2 separate regions of the Homo sapiens genome follow, and region 2 is linked to region 1. A link is a loop called in an ENCODE intact Hi-C map of the cell type or tissue named here. Cell type or tissue: chondrocyte. All regions are shown on one strand. Links, peaks and the distances in the headings refer to the core of each region. The heading gives the core; the rest is flanking DNA.

Evidence for each region. A loop is a pair of places that touch in the nucleus more often than their neighbours do. Peaks named below come from ENCODE experiments on the same cell type or tissue, not always from the same donor. Only the 100,000 strongest peaks of a DNase experiment are listed, where the experiment ranks them.
Region 2: a loop joins it to region 1, with 2.0 times the contacts of the local background. A loop is called at or near these places in 2 of 110 quality-filtered maps.

What each region holds. Positions count from the first base shown.
Region 1 is chr12:108,206,234-108,214,568 of GRCh38, reverse strand. WSCD2 (WSC domain containing 2) reads right to left here. Exons shown (of 9, transcript NM_014653.4): 3 at 8,166-8,280; 4 at 4,264-4,448. The region is part of intron 2 of LOC124903077 (a long non-coding RNA gene); the gene reads left to right. Among named protein-coding and RNA genes, the nearest start is that of WSCD2, 81 kb to the right of the region's middle. In chondrocyte, for the core only: no CTCF peak of the experiment used is centred there; a DNase peak (open chromatin) is centred at 4,429.
Region 2 is chr12:108,380,284-108,388,618 of GRCh38, reverse strand. No RefSeq gene overlaps it. Among named protein-coding and RNA genes, the nearest start is that of CMKLR1, 45 kb to the right of the region's middle. RefSeq lists an enhancer at 1,039-2,238 and a silencer at 6,220-6,420. In chondrocyte, for the core only: no CTCF peak of the experiment used is centred there; no DNase peak of the experiment used is centred there.

The DNA.
Region 1 (8,335 bases), core at 12-8,011:
CAAATCACCAGCAGGTCTCTATCCCTGGGAGGAGAGCTACACTTGCCGACACATTTAGCAAACTGCTGTGAAAAATGTAATCTGACCAAGAAAGAAGTCCATTTCTCAGTTCTTTTGTAACAAGGGCAAAGAGTCCACGTGCCCGAGAGTCTGTGTCAAGGCAGAATAGCAGGGTGCCTGCAGACATTTGCTTTGCTAACCTTTTAATGCTCTCACTATTATGGGAACATTCCATCACCTCACCTCAGAAACACGTAGGCTGGCATCCTGTGCGAGGCAGATGCCCCACCAGAATGGTCCTTGGGAGATAAAAACCTTCCTTTAGATCTCTCCAATCATTAAAGGTTCTGTGCCACTGCTTAGGAAAACACAATTAGGACACAGTGTTAATACCAACTAATGACTCTACAAATGAAATCTGGTTTCTGCCATAGCTGTTTGCTGGAGTGTTCGCTCATTTCTCTTGCCTGATGTAATACATGCCAGAGTTGTGTGCCAGTGACTTGGAAGGCATCCCTTTCTGACTTCTTTGTGTACAAAGCAAATCCTAGGCATAATCCTAGGAAATCGAAGGCACCACTGAGTCAGAGCAAAGACATTGCAGATTTCACATTGCCTAGAGTCTGGAAACAAGGTGGAAGGAGGGATCAGGGTCAGGGAAGGAAGGAGATGAGCTGGAGCCAAGGAGCTCCCCTAAAAGAGAGATGGTGTTCTGAACCAAATTCCAGGGTCAGGGTGTCTACAACACTGTAGCAAGTGGGTATACTAACTGGGATTCATGGACCTGGGTTCAAGCCCATGGTCAGTCCCTAAGAGGCACAGTAGCCTTGGAAAAACCATGCCTGCCAGTCATTTCCTGCAATAGGCACCAGGCTTTTGTGCACTCTTTTATTTGCCTAATTCCTCTCCCACTGCTTGGTGATTTGTCTTGAGTCTGGGTATCCTCCTCTTCTCTGCCAGGCAACAACCTTTCAAGGCTCTTGTCAAATGTCCCCTCCTTTATCGAGCTGCCCCCTTCTTTGTGGAGCCTCCCCCAGTGCTGTTCAATTTAGCCATTTCTATTCTCTGAGCCACAGTTTCTACAAATATAAAATGCAGACATCAGTGAGAAAGGTGCTTCCAACATAGCATTCAACACATGACCTTTGCTGACTCTGGACTTTTGATCATGAATTAGAACACATGGCTGTCCCTTTCACCTGGAATCCTCTCAGAATGAGATTCAGCTCAAAAGTTGCTCCCTTGGCTCTTGAAGACAGAGCCCCCGCAGCCCTCTGGGTCTGTGGTTCAACCAATCCTACTTGTATTGGGTCTGCACAAAATTATCCTTTTAACTCATGGTTGAACCAATTTCATTAGTATCAGGTCTGTTGCCCCATGAGATGGAAAGCTCCTTGAGGTCAGGCATTGTGCTTTACTGACCACTGAGCCTCTCCATACCTCATCCACAGAGGAGCTCATCAAGTGTTTTGGTTCAATGAATGGTCCCTGCACTCTCTTTGTATACCATGTTGCCAACTGGATTTGAAACATTGTCAACCATCTCTCTCCTTGTCCAAGCTGCCTCCCTTCTAAGTCTCAGCCTTAGTAGCCTCAAGGCTAATAAGGCTTAGATTTTCTTTTAGGGTCTCCAGCTGAAGGTGCTCAAGCTTCAAACCTTACATGGCGATGATTCGGAACAACGGTGATGGACTTTAGAGAATCCAGGACTCCACTCTCAGTAGAAATAAGTGTGTTTCTTCCTCTTGGACATAATACAAAAATGCTATTCTCAGATGGTACAAAGCACCACCCAAATAATTGTGCCACACAGAAGGGGGCAGGTGAGGGGTGCAGCATTGTTCCTGCCAGCAGCCCCCCAGCTCACCCATGGCCAATGAAAGTGTTATTATATAATACAAGGTGATCACAGCAGTGTGTGTGTGTGTCTGAATGTGTGTGTGTGTGTGTGTGTGAGAGAGAGAGAGAGAGAGAGAGAAATGGGGGTGGAGAGACAGCGGAAGAGAGAGGGAGGAAGGTGGGGGAGAGAAAGAGGAAGAGAGAGGTGGGGAGAAGGAGAGAGGGGAGAGAGGAGAGAAAGAGATATTGAGAGAGAGTGTGTCCAGGTTATTCAGCCAACCTGAACATTAACCAAAAGGAGGTCTGGCTAGTGTCTGGCTAATGACATACACAGTCCAATTCTTGTTATCTGTCTCAGCTTCATCCACTAGGATGTGTTACTGGCAGCAGCTTTCCCTATAAATATCCCTGACTTTCAGGTCATCTCTTCAGATGGTCCAAATGTTGCTATCAAAATAACATAACATAAATATTGACATAAAGGCGATCAGTTGTAAAGGTGACAAATCTGCCACTAAGTTAAAAACTCATAATATTAGCAGCCAAACCACAAAGCCACTCTATGGACATTCTCTGGCCTGGATTTCACATGCTACCTCTGTCCTCTGCCCTCTGCCCTCCTAGGGCTTCATACCTGAACTGATGTGACTATGGGGAGGTGGAAGTTGCAGTTAATTTGGAAAAACCAGCCAGTTTGCAAATTGACCGCATGCTTGACCCTATTGCACAGCAAAGCTTGAATGGAGCTTCAAAAATATGGGATTTGAGGCTGGGTGTGGTGGCTTATGCCTGTAATTCCAGCACTTTGGGAGCCTGAGGTGGGTGGATCACGAGGTCAGGAGTTTGAGACCAGCCTGGCCAACACAGTGAAACCCTGTCTCTACTAAAAATACAAAAAAAAAAAAAAAATTAGCCAGGCATGGTGGCGGGAAACTCTAATCCCAGCTACTTGGGAGGCTGAGGCAGGAGAATTGCTTGAACCTGGCATACGGGGGTTGCAATGAGCCAAGATCACACCATTGCACTCCAGCCTGGGCAACAGTGTGAGGCTCTGTCTCAAAAAATATATATATATATGTATATATATATATATATATATGGGATTTGAAACACTGGACACATTTTCAAGCAAACAAACAATGAGTTTCTATAAACGATGAAATTCACATGCAAGAGGCCCTTCTCTGCAAACAGACTAGCTGTTAACTTTCTGCTAAAGCCACCCGGGTGGGCAGGACTACATTCTGGACGAGATCCACAGAGGCTCAAAATGTGGTCTATGGACCAGCATCCTGGCATCACCTGGGAGCTCTTTAGAAATGCAGCATCTCCCTGAACCTGCTGAATTGGAATCTGCATTTTAACAAGATCTCCCAGGGGAACTCTCAGACACATGCAAATCTGGGAAGCACTGGCCAGAGGGCTAGAGAAGCAGCTGTGGATTTCTGCTTCTGTCCTTGGACTGTGTGGGAGGGGTAACCCCCAGAAAGGTCAGCACCCCCCATCTTTTATCAAGCCCATTAACTCTTCTCATAGGTCTTAAGGTCATCTGGAATTAGGCTATGTGACCTTGGACTGGTTGGGGATAATGAACAACAGTAATTACCTGAAAAGGCTGTAGGGAAGGTAAATGAAATCAGGTCTGTAATTGGCTTAGGACAGTGCCTGGCATACAGCAGATTATTTATAAATAGTTACTAGCTGTCATTAAACATTCCTCCCCAGTCCCCAGGAGGGGACCCAGGAGTGCCCTCAGACAAGGAGCCAGCTCCTGTCCTCTTATTCACTCCCTCCTTCTGTTGGTTTGGAAATCAGAGAGATTTTCCAACAAGACTCAAACCAGAAGCTTGAAAAAGCCAGGATGAATTCTCTCTTTGAAAGCATCAAGGACTCCAGAGTCGGTTTAAATTCTCTGCTGCTTACAAGCTTTATGACATTGAGACTCAGTTTCCTCATCTGTAAAATGGGAATAAGTAAATAATAGTACCTATGTCAAGGGTCATTGTGAAGATTAGATGTGCTATTCTATATGAGGCATGGAGAAAAGGACAAAGTGTTTGCTATTGCCATTACCACCATCATCATCATTAGAGACAGTCTGCTCTGAGAAAATCAGGATGGGAAGGCGAGGCTCAGGCTCCAACTCAGTTTCAGAAGGAGGAAGACTGGTGAGAATGAGGGATACAGCTGGAACCAGACGCAGCTCAGTGGGAGGGAGAGAAAAGCGCATGCAGGACCATTCAAAGGAGCTGGGGCAAAGGGCTCTGTGAGGGAGTGGGAGAGGTGAGGCAGGGGCAGGACGGTGGTGGCCTTGGAGTGATGGGGAGCCATGGAGGGTACAGGGCAGACATGTGGGACTCTTTGGTGGGCAAGGGCTGCAGCTGAGGGAGGAGCAGCAGAGAGGGGCAGGGCAGACTCACGTACACCTGCGGGCCGACTCCTGGGCCAGCTGCAGCCGGTAGACAGAGAGGCGGTTGGCGCCGCCGCACACGCTGCCTCGCTCGCCCTTGCACTCCATGTCGCACTCTGCCTCGCTCACGTTCGTCGCCTGGATCTTGTGGCCGCAGTAGCACTCGGCGCCGAACTCCAGCCCGCCATACAGGTAACCCCTGGGGGAGGCTGCTGTCAAGCAGGGTAGCTGCCACCATGGAGACCCCGAGGCAGGGAGACACAACATGGAGACCTGGGGGATGGGAGGGCTCTGGGGACCAGGAGATCCCAGGGGAAATGGGGAGACTGCTGATGGGAGGTTGGGGCAACTGGGAGACCCCAGGGGACAGGAGAGACCTCAGGGGACAGGAGACCCACCCATTGTGGAGACCTGGGAGATGGGGGCCTTCGGGAGACAGGGGGACACCAAATAAATGAGATTAGGGAGGTAGCACACAGGAAGACCCTGGAAAGAGGGCAGGGGAGACCCTGAGGTGGGCAGGGAGACTCCAGGAGATCTGTGAGACAGGCATGCTCCATGGGGCAGGGGGATCTGGGTCTGGGATAAGGAGACCCTAAGAGGAGTCAGGGAGGCTGCAGAGTTGGCCTTGCAGTGGGGCAGCGTGGAGGCAGGAAAGCCAAGAAGGAATACAGGGAGGCCCCTAGAGGACATAGAGACCCAGGGAGGGGACAGGAACACCCAGGGACCATCCACCTGCCTTCATCTTCACCCTTCTACACCTACTCACATAGACACACCATGTCCATATTCACACTCACCTGTACACACCTGCTCATGGTACACCTGTCACACACACACACCCCAGATCCTGTGGTCTCCCCTACCCCACTCTCTTTCTTGCTTTTCCCTGTCTGGAAACCTGAGACATTCATCTCTCCAGAGTCCAGCTTCTTTATTCTTGGAAATATCACCCAGGAATGGTGCCTCCTTGTCCCTTGAGAGGAGCTAGGGTGAGGGGAAGAGGCACAGGGAGCTCATGAGGGAGGCAGGGACTCTCACACCCCTTCGAGAGAAGACAAAAATGAGCTCACACATTCATCAAGGAAATATTTATTCCTAAAAATAAAAATCCAGGCACTGCAAGGTTTTCAAGTTTTTTTGAAATTTTTCATAGTGATGGAATCCTTTCCTAAAAAGGACGCTTAGTGGCTACCCCACTCTGTAAACAAATGAAAAGAGCATTGCTTGCTCTGGCTCTGGGAGTAGGAAGGACAAAACCTGAGATGGAGGAAAACTGAGGTTCAGGAAAACCCATAAAAGAGGCTTGAGGGAGCACTTGTGCTCTTGTTCTCTAGAATATAATATCTTTAGACACCCTCATCACTTTTGAAATGATATTAGTGATTTTTAATGTAGTTTGTAAATTGCTTTTGTTCTTATTCTCTAGAATATAATATCCAGGAGGGCAGTGACCCTGTGGGTCTTGCCCACCTATCCCTGGACAATGCCTGGCATATGACAGATGATTAATACACATTCATAGAATGAATGTAGACCACTTCCCTGATAGACACCCTGCAGTGGCTCCCCATTGCCCTCCTGGTCAAATCTGGATGCTTTAGTTAGCTTTCAAGTCCCCATTTCACTGGGCTTTGAACACCTCTGTGGCTTCCCCTCCTGATACTCCCTTTGTACCCTCTGTGTACTCCCATGCTGCCTACCTGAGCACCCTGAGTGTTTCAGTGTATTTCAGGAGTCCTGGCCTTTGAGCATGCTGTTATTTCTGCCCTACCTAGAAAACTCCTACTCATCCTTCAAAACCCAGCTTATGGTCTCACTGTGATAACTCTTCCTAAACCCTCCACATGGAGCCCTCCATCCCTTCCATCTTCTTGACTTTCCTGCACCTTGCAAAGCACATCCACCCCAGCACCCATTATACTTGATGTCTCTGTACCCTGGTTTCCTCATCTGTGGAATGTGGCTCATAGCATTCCTGCCTCATAGGGGTCTTGTGAAGTTAAACAGTTAATATTTGCAAAATGCTCAGACAGTGCCTGGCACAGAACAAGTGCTTTTTAACTGTTATAAACTGTTGTTATTCTATTGCCCAAGCCTATTGTTCATGCCTCTATCTCCCCAACCAGATGGGAAGCCCCCCTGAGGACAGGGCTGTGGATGGCTCATCTCTTCATCTCCAGCACCTGGAATCAGGTCCAGCACCCACTGGCAGTCAACAAATATTTGCTGAACCAAATTGAATTACATGAGTAGCTCTGACTTATCTTGGCTGACACCTTCTCTGAGAAGTATTTCCTTTCACCCCAGGCAGCTTAGACCTTGTCTGCATGTCTAACTGCCTGCGATTCTTCCATCTCAACCCTTATCTGACTATGTTATCCCTCTCTGTTTACATGTTTGTCTCCCCTTGCCGGCTGTGAGCTCATTAAGGCCAGGGGCTGTGTAGAATGCACCTCTGTTTCCCCCGCCCCCCTGCACCCAAGTTTGACAGATAAGTTAGTGATTTCATATTATCAAGGACTTGGAATCCTTTTCAAATTGGAGAGGGTCCTGGGCTCAGGATTTTAATAGTGGGCTCCCTAGGCAGCTGATTTTAAAGGGGACAGTGTTTCCTAATCAAGAACAGCAGGGGCTGGGTTTGGTGCCTCACACCTGTAATCCCAGCACTTTGGGAAGCCGAGGTGGGCAGATCACGAGGTCAGGAGATCGAGACCATCCTGACCAACATGGTGAAACCCTTTCTCTACTAAAAATACCAAAAAAAAAAAAAAAAAAAAAAAAAAGCCAGGCATGGTGGCATGCGCCTGTAGTCCCAGCTACTCAGGAGGCTGAGGCAGGAGAATTGCTTGAACCCGGGAGGCGGAGGTTGCAGTGAGCCGAGATTATGCCACTGCACTCCAGCCTGGGTGACAGAGCAAGACTCTGTCTCAAAAAAATAAAAAATAAAAAATAAAGAACAGCAGGAAGAGTCTCTCAGGGGTCATCCACTTGCCCATTTCCACACCAGGCATGCAGCTGAGGTTGGCAGAGCTTGTGACCGTCAGAGACAGCCACCTGGAGCCTGAAGGTGAGCATATTAGAGCCTCTTCATGAGCCACTACAAGGTCAAGGGGCCCAAGAAACAAGGAGAGAAGCTCAGCTCAGCCCCATGGTGCCCCCAGGGGTCCTGTCCCTGTTCACCAGGCCTCTGGGGACTTGTCCACTCTCAAAACATCAACTCACTCCCCCCTAGTCCCAGTGCATGTCTAATAAAAATCATCGTTGTCTTCTTAGATTGGAAAACACTGTCTGAACAGGCAAGTGTTTCTCCCTTGGAGAAAAACAAGGAGTTTATATATTGAGAAACTATTAGATACCTTCACCTTACCCTTCATTTGGACATCTTGCAAGCCTTATGCTTACTCATCTGCATGCACATGCACATCTAATGGTGCATTTCTAAGTTGTGTGCAATTCTTCACAACCTTGCATGCTCTCAACACACTGTTGAACATTCAACAAATGCAATCAGACACCTACACACACAAGCACAACTCTCAGCCCTTGCACACATATTCACAAAGACTCCTGCATACACGGCCACTATTATTTAAAGATCATTGCATATTGGCATTAAGCTCACAAACACAGCTAGCTGACCCTGTACCCTGTATGCTACAAAATTGTTCCTAGACACAATATGACACAGTTGCACAACCACAGACTCCCATAGACCAACTCTTGAGCAGTCCTCAGTTGTGTGGATGTGCTTATGCACATACACACAATGCACACACACCCTTGCGTCAACCTTTCCTGTGGTCACGTGCTCACCCTTCAACACACCCTCCCATAGCAGGGCAAAGAATACCACAGGTGGGAATCTGAGAAGGAAGGGCCTGAAATGGACAAGTCTGGGATGCTGGGACCCTACCGTTCAGCACAGTTGTCCTGGCAACGGAAGATGGTCATCTTTTTGTAGTCAAAAAAGGACACTCCTCGAAGGGCCCGACTCTGGGTGTCATCCAGGTAGCAGCCGATGTACTTGGCTTTGGGGAAAGGAAAACGTCAAAGGTGGCTGGGGACAAAGCTGCAAGGGTTACA
Region 2 (8,335 bases), core at 200-8,199, 170 kb before region 1:
GTGGGTGGCTGGAGCCCAATCCCACTGGGAGGCTCTGGGAAACTGTGTGGAAAACATGCCTCAGAGTTATCTTACCTGAGGAGTTGGGGAGCTTTGGTATTTGATCATTGAGGATGTTGCTAGGAGGCACCGATGCCCCAGCACTTCAGGCCAACCTTGGACCTGAGAAAGCCCTCAGGTGCTGACAACAGAATTGGGCCAATGTGCCCTGAAGTGGTGAGGGCAAGGGGATATGGGTGGGCTCCAGAGGGTCTGTAACTCATGTATTGACTCATGGATTTTTCAGTTAAGTCCTAATGATCCCTGAGAAGGTTCATTTTGTGTGTCAATTTGGCTGGACTAAAAGATGCTGATAATCTGGTTAAACATTATTTCTGGGTGTGCCTGTGAGGATGTTTCTGGAAGAGATTAGTGTTTAAATAGGTGAACTGAATAAAGCACATTGCCCTTCCGGAGGTGGGTGGGCATAAGCCAACCCACTGAGGGCCTGACTAGAACACAAAAGCCAAGAAAGGTTGAATTTGCTCTCTGCCTGAGTGCTTGAGCTGGGACATCAGTTTCTTCCTGCCCTCAGACTGAGACTTACACCATTGGTGTTTCTGGTTTTCAGGGCTTTGGACTTGGGCTGAAGTACATTGCCAAATTTTCTGGGTTTCCAACTTGCAGATGGCAGATTGTAGGCCTGCTAAGCCTCCCTAATCATGTGAACCAATTTCTCTCTCTCTCTCTCTCTCCCTCTGTCTCTCTCTCTCTCCCTTTCTCTCCACCATTGGTTCTGCTTCTCTGGAGATCCCTAATATAATCCCTTGTATTGGTCCATTCTTGCATTGCTATGAATAAATACATAAGACCGGGTAATTTATAAAGAAAAAAGGTTTAATTGGCTCACAATTCCGTAGGATGTACAGGAAGCATGGCAGCATCTGCTTCTGGAGAGGCCTCAGGGGGCTTCCAATCATGGCAGAAGGCAGAGTAGGAGCAGACATCTTATGTGGTGGGAGCGGGAGGAAGAGCAAGTGGGGGGAGGTAATACGTACTTTTCAGCAACCAGATTTCCTGAGAACTCTATCTCGAGGACAGCACTAAACCATTCATGAGAACTCTACCCCCATGATCCAACCACCTCCCACCAGGCCCCACCTCCAACACTGGGAATTATAATTTGACATGAGATTTGGGTGGGAACACAGACCCAAACCATATCATGCCTATTTTACAGATAAGGAAACTGAGGCTTGAAGAGGTAATGTGACCTGCCCCTGCCCAAGCTCACATACCTTGTCAGTGGCATCGCTTCTCTCCCCAATAACTCCCTTATGAGATGATTTCATCCAGGTCATCTGTGAGTAATCATGACAGAGAAGCTGGGGGACTGTGTGGGAGGCAGGGGTGGGGCAGGGCTGCTTCTGGGAAATTTCAAATCTATTCCCCCAAGAGTATTTCCACTCTCTGATTGGGATGTGATGGGTCACAAGAGAGTGGATCCAGGCCCCTTGCTTGGGCCCCAGTGAGTTTCCCTGCACCCGAAAAATGCTCCTGCCGTTAAATAATTCACATCTGCAGATGGTCTTCATTTAGCACCATCCATCAGCCAGTTATTTTCAAATAAGCAAAAACCTCAGGCATAAATTATTCCTGCAGGGTCAACGGGTCTGACAGAGCACATCTGCTACCACCAGCCGAGTGTCATGTGACCATGGGACTGCAGCCTGGGGCCTGCATTTCCAGACGTGTCAACCCCACATCACACCGAAGAGTAAGAAGGATGATAATTTTTTCAGAATTTGGGGTCATGAGTTTTAACTCCAGATCTGTTTGTCGTTTATTTCAGCCTATCCAAGCCTTTATATCTTATCTGGAAAACAGGACAATCAGTTTCTCCTCACAGCACAGTGAAATTTAAATAAGATAAATGAAGACTTCTGTTATAATGCCTGGTAAATAGTAAGTGCTCAGTAAATAGTCCTTTTTCCTTCCTTTCTCTTTCTTTTCTTTCCTGTTTACATTCTTCTGTTCTACCTCTTGTTTGCTCTCCCTCCCTTCCTTTTCTTTTCCTTCCTTCAATGTCAAGAATCATTCATGCCTCCTGTAGCAAATGCTGTTGGTGTCCCACCTGCAGCCCTCCAGCATTCATGGACCCTGAACATGCTCACAGACTTCTGTGGCCAGCACCTGAGTCTTCCTGTCTGAAGGCATTCTTCAGCCATATGCATACTCAGTCTGCAATGGGACTGGCCAGAAATGCTGGGGAGACACAGCCCTTCAAACCAAGCAAGGACGGTTAGTTTGTGGATAAATACCCTAGTTCCCTCACCTTCCAAGTGAGACCACTCTGAGCATATTCTACACTGTCTCCCAGAAGTACCCAGTGGGACTGAGCCCCAGTCACCTCTGCCCTGCTCATCAATGCCCTATCTATTGGCTTCTATCCTTCCCTATCTTATTTCCCCACTTTCCTACCAGTGCTTTTTAGGGTCACTTCCCAGATAAATAACTGTGCCCAAATCTGTCTCAGGGTCTGCTTCTTGGAGAACCTAAACTAAATCAGATGCCAAGAGGCTGTATGTGATGAGGCCACTGAAGACTTCAATTCAAACAAGTTGCATTCCCAGATTTTCGGTCTCAAGGACCTGTCCTCGGGGCCCCACCCACAAAGTTCTGGCCCTCATAGTCTGTGGTCTTGAAGGCTATTTAAGATGAATATAGACTATGCAAGACTCCTCTAGTCATTCCACCAGGGAGTAGCCAGAGTGATCTTTCTAAAACAAAAAACAAAACAAAACAAAACAAAACACAAAAACAAAAACAAAAAATAAAGCCTGACTGTGCCCTTCCCAGAGCCCTCAATTCCAAAGTCACCTACGTGGCTTACAAGGCTTTTCATAATTAGGCCTGAGGCCTGCTCCTGTCTCATCTCTCATCCTACCTCCACATGCTCCTTTCCCTTCAGCCAGGATGTTCTATTTCCATGAAACACTCTATGCTGTCTGAATCCTCCTAGCCCTTGTTCACACTCTTCCCTCTTCATGGAGTTCTCTTCTCCCCTACTTTGTTTGCCTACTAAATTAGTCATCAAGACGCAACTCATGTTACCTCCACTATGAAGCCTTTTTCTCCTTTTGTTCCTCCTCTGTGCTCGAGTAATCTTAATGGTGGCTCCTACTCCTGTGCCTTTTCAATACTGAGGCCAGTGGGAAGGAGAATTTGACCCTGTCCCAGAAGTCTCTGTAAAACCTCTTGCTATCTCATTGACAGATGGAGCCATATGTCCCCCACCCCTGACCAACACCCTGACCAGAGGAATGCAGGACTCAGATTGGCCAGGTCTGTTCATTGGGATTCCTTTAGCCATGCATGATCTTAACACCTCACGGATTAACAGTGAGGAGGGAGGAGTTCAGGATGGCTGACGCTTTGCCACAAATGTTCCCTCCATGGCTTCAGTGACTTTCTTTTCTAATTCAAGAAACTCACTTTAAAAGATGAATTTTATTGATTTAAAATTTTTGAGTTAAGCAGTCATATCTAGGCAAATTTTGTCTACTTATGTGCAGATAATCTAGCTGTTTATTACTCAACAAGACTCAAGGCCTGACTAAATCTCCATGGCTCTTGGCTTCACCTATTGAACTCTTGGTTTTATCACCCAGTCATCATTTCTTCTCCATAAAGGTAGCCTGCATGAAGATGGGCTGTATTTTTAGCTTACTTTTTTCTGTAGATGTGGTGGGGGTGGGTCTAAAGTCCTCTTTTTAATTTGTGCAGCTTATGCTTCTTTCAATACAAGTGGGCTGTGTTTCTGCCAATACATTTCTCTTAAAAATTTTGTGGGTCTTTTGTGAATCTTATTGGGGGCTCATTCCATTAGAAAAAAAAGCCACACTCATGAATCTCATTGGCATAAACTTTTCTCTACCTCAAACTTCTGCTGAGAATCCCAAGGCAGTGGAGGCATAATACCCTTGCTTATTAAAAGTTGCATGGTTTGACTGATTGGTTATCTTAGGTCTTTATGAGGCATTAATAATGAATTTTACAGTCACACCCTCAACTTTATATTGTATTTCCTGACAGTGTCCTGGATTCAACCTTTGCCCAGATATCTTTCTTAATTTTGGCATCACTTGCCATCTAGAGACACAAGCAATTTTCAAAACCAGCAAGCCCTGGCTTCTTTTTGTTTATCAGTCATTCCTTCAGGTTGTCTCTTGCCTCTTGCATTTTACTATAAACAGCAAGAAGAACCAGGTGTCATCTTTAATATTTTGCCAGGAAATCCCCTTGTTTAGATAACTGAATAGACTATACATATTATTTAATTTCCATTTTACTACAGGTGACAGTATGGCTAAACTCTGCCACTACATAACAAGCATCCCCTTTCCTCTGGTTCATTATTTATTCACATATGCACTCACTCATAAGATTATGAACTCAATCAATATTTATAGAAGGAACACATGTCCTTACAATCATAACACAATCTCAGGACCTGCTGTCATGAAGCTTACCTTCTATCAGAATCTTATGTAGTTCCCTTCTCCTCCAGAACCCTATGAAATTATTGGTATTATTATTTCGATTTTACAAATGAGGGAGCTTGAGCTCAGAAAGGTAAAATCAATTTCCTAGGGCCTCCCAGATAGTAAGTAGAGGATCTGGTGTCTGAACTCAGTTCTGTTTGATTCTAGAATTCTTATGTGTAAGTGCTACTATTATAATTCTCTTTCCTGGAATTCAATTTCCACTGTCCTTGTCAAGGTCTGAAGTGGTGTCCATCTCTTCATTGAAATTTTCTGGGAATCAAGCTGTTGACTTTCCCCTACAGATACATTTTTTTTAAGGTAGAGATGAATAAAGATGTACATTTAGAAGCAGCCAGGTGCCTAGAATTGCTTTTTAATGTGGGGGCTTTGGGAACTTCTCACAAGACCTCACTGCCCCCTGATGCTCCATTCAATAAACAGGAATGACAGAGGTGCTCTGAGCTTCCCCTTGGGAAGGTAGGACCAGGACAGGTTTGCAAAGTGTTGAAGTCATTGACTTTTGAAGGACGCTTGGGGGAAGAGAGAAGACACAATGATTCAGGCAGGAAAACTAAATTATATGGTCATAAATCCCCAGGAAATTGCTATTTTCTCTCTTTTGCCCCACATCATGCCACCTTACTAAGTCACAAGATGCTCTCAAAAGCTTGATAACACCATGGGATCTAGGGCAAGACATGTGTTTAAGGAAGGGCAGACCCTGTTCCCTGGATGCTGCAAAGTGTGCTGCAACTTCTTGATCTTGACCTCTGGTTAGAAATAGGGGGAGCTTTCATAAGCTGTAGAAAAACTTAGTTTTCTGAGCAGCCTGTAAGACACTGATCTCACCTTTAGCTGAAAGTGTGGGCTTGGTCTGCAGCCGTGGTGGCTTCTTACAGTGAAGGAGGCCTAAGGCTTTTGCTGTGGGTCTTGAAGACCCAGGAGGGGAGGCTTCCACTAGCACCTGAAGTGTTCCCCAGGGATTTAGTTTAAAATCCTTCTCCTGCTCTTCTCCTGCCTCATCTCTGCTGTTCTTCCCTCTCTCACTCTACAGGAGGCCACACTGACCTCCTTGTTTTTCCTCAAACATAATCAACTCTCTCCAACATCAGAGCTTTGGAACTTTTTGTCTCTTCTGCCTGAAATGAATGTCCCCACATTTTCCTACAAGTAGTCCCTTCTCAACCTTCAGGTGTCAGTTCAATTGTCACCTACTCAGGGAGGCCCTTCTCAACCACCTTATTTAAAGTGACATGTGTTCTCATATTATCTTTTTAATCATATCCTCCTGTTGATCTTTTCTACAGCACTTACTGCAGTCTGTAATTCTTTTAAAAACTTGTTTACCTTTTTTTTAAACCTGTTTACTGCTGCTCACCAGAAGAGATAAATATAGAGTTTTAGGTTCCTGGATTCTTTAAGTCTAGAAGGACAGACTCAGGACTGGGGCAATGAGGGTGATCCCAGCTGTGCACTGCAGGGAGAGCTGTTTACTTAGATTGCTGGTTCTCAGGTGGAGGTGATTTTGTTCCCACTCACTGGGGATGTCTGGCGATGTCTGGGAGATGATTTTGATTGTCATGACTTGAGGGTGGTGTGGGGTGGGTGCTTATAAACATTCTGCAATACATGGGAAAAATTCCAGAGTTATCTGGCCCCAAATGCCAATAGTGCTGTGATTGAGGACCCTTGACTTAAACTATAATGTCAACGTCACTCATACACACATCTGCCTTCACACAGATTCAGGCATTTTTCTTGGGATGCCCAGAGGCTTGGAGCTGTCTGTGGTGCTGAAGCAGACCACACTCCAAGCCCCTGACTTTCTTAATCCCGTTCAGATCCCTGTTTCTGACCCCACTCAAGACTGTTGTATATAGAATCATACAATATTGAAGCTGGAGGGTTCTTAGAAGTCAGCTAATCTAATTCCTCTCTTTTGTACAAAGAGGACACCGAGGCCCAGAGCCCAGATTTGCCAACGGTCACATTGTACCTGCAAGTGCAACTGTCTCCCTCCCCCCGCGAACAATGTTCCTCCCAGGACATCTTGGCCAATGACATTTTGCCATCTGAGGGTTGTTAATGGAGTTGTCCCCCAGTTGAGGCAGCTTGTCTCTTAATCACATCGGAAGTAGAAAGAAAATGACTTTGAAGATTTGTTCCGTGGTGCTCAGGGTGGCTGGGGCAGGCAGGCCCTCTCTGGGTGCCTGGGGTGAGACAGCTTGTCTGGCAGGGAGCTAATTGATTCTTTAGGTTAGTGCTGTTTTGTGTGCACAGACAAATCTGGGCATCCATTCTGCCTAATGTGTCACTGAGCATTTCCTCTGAGCTCCCCAGCCCCAGTCTTTTGCTGCTGACTTCATGGAACTACGTTTTGTGAAACTTCTCTCTCTTCTCTACCCATCAGAAAAACAAATTCAAGGAGGCTATTCTGTTGGTGGTGGTCTTCATTGAAAACCTTATTTTCATGCACCTCAAGAGACTGTCACCTACAGCTGCCCTCTGTCGAGAGCCTCTTACGTATCAGGTACTTTTTCTATTACCTCTGATCTTAACAACTCTGTGAAGTAGACATCATTTGCTGCATTTTAAGAGAGAAAAACTGGATCTCAGAGAGGCCAAGTAGCTTTCCCAAGGTCACACAGCAAAGAAATGGCAGAGCTTTGATTTGAACTCCATCCCACCTGTCTTTCCTATAGATTTATTATTCTCCAAGTGTGGTCCCCAAACCAGTGGCATCAACATTGTTTGGGAATTTGCTAGAAATATACATTTTCAGGTCCTCCTTATTCTTGGGTTTGGTTTTGGACAAACCCAAGATTTCTAACATTATCTTATGGAATTATAATCCCCATTTTGCAGATAAGAAAACTAAGCAGAAGTCAGCTTGTCCAAGGTCCTGCAGGGAGTAAGTGGCAGGGCTGAGGGCAAACCCTGATCTCTTGCTCCCTCTCATCCAATTCTGCTCATGATTCTTGTGTGCCTGATTCTTTCATCTTATTTCTCAGACAGGGAGGGTGATAAAAAGGACCCTGTTCTACTCACACAACTGGGGAGTGGTAGAGGCAGGATTTGGATCCAGGTCTTTCAGAATCAAAGCCTGTGTGCTGGGGTCTGGTCTATCAAACTTGGGACTTGGTCTCAAAAACTCCATAAAGGAGCCAAGGTGGATCTTAGAAAAGAGCAAAATCTTCAGTGTAAATGTGTATGGCCTTAGGCAAGCCATTTCACTTTTCTCTGCCTCAGTTTACCCATCCTACAGTTACACAATGCTTATCAATCACGTGTATTTGTTGTTATACTTGAATGCAACAATGACCCTGAAAGATATTTTAACAATGACAACAGCATTGGCTATGTTTTATTGAGCATCTACTGTGTACCAGGCATGATGTCTGGAGATTTGTAAATTCTAACTCCTCAATTCTCACCCCATGACATAGGTGCTTTTGTTCAGTTGGGTGAGCTCTTGGCTTCACTTGCTTCATCTGTACAATAGGAATGATGTCATAACTACCACACAGTGTCACTTAAGTATTACATGAGTTAATGTATATAAGTTATTTAAATGGAAGCTGGCACATAGTAAGCACTAGGTAAGTATCATGTCACCATGCACATCTTGGAACAGGGAAACTGAGGCTCAGAGAAGCAAAAGACTTGCTCAAGACCATATAAACAAGGAGGAGCTGACCCCAGGGTCTTACACCTATGTTTTGTGACTTTTATATCTGCTTTTTCTCCTCCCTGTTCAGAGCATCGACTGATTTGGGTGTCCATTCTCCCTTTTTCTGCCTCAAACATCA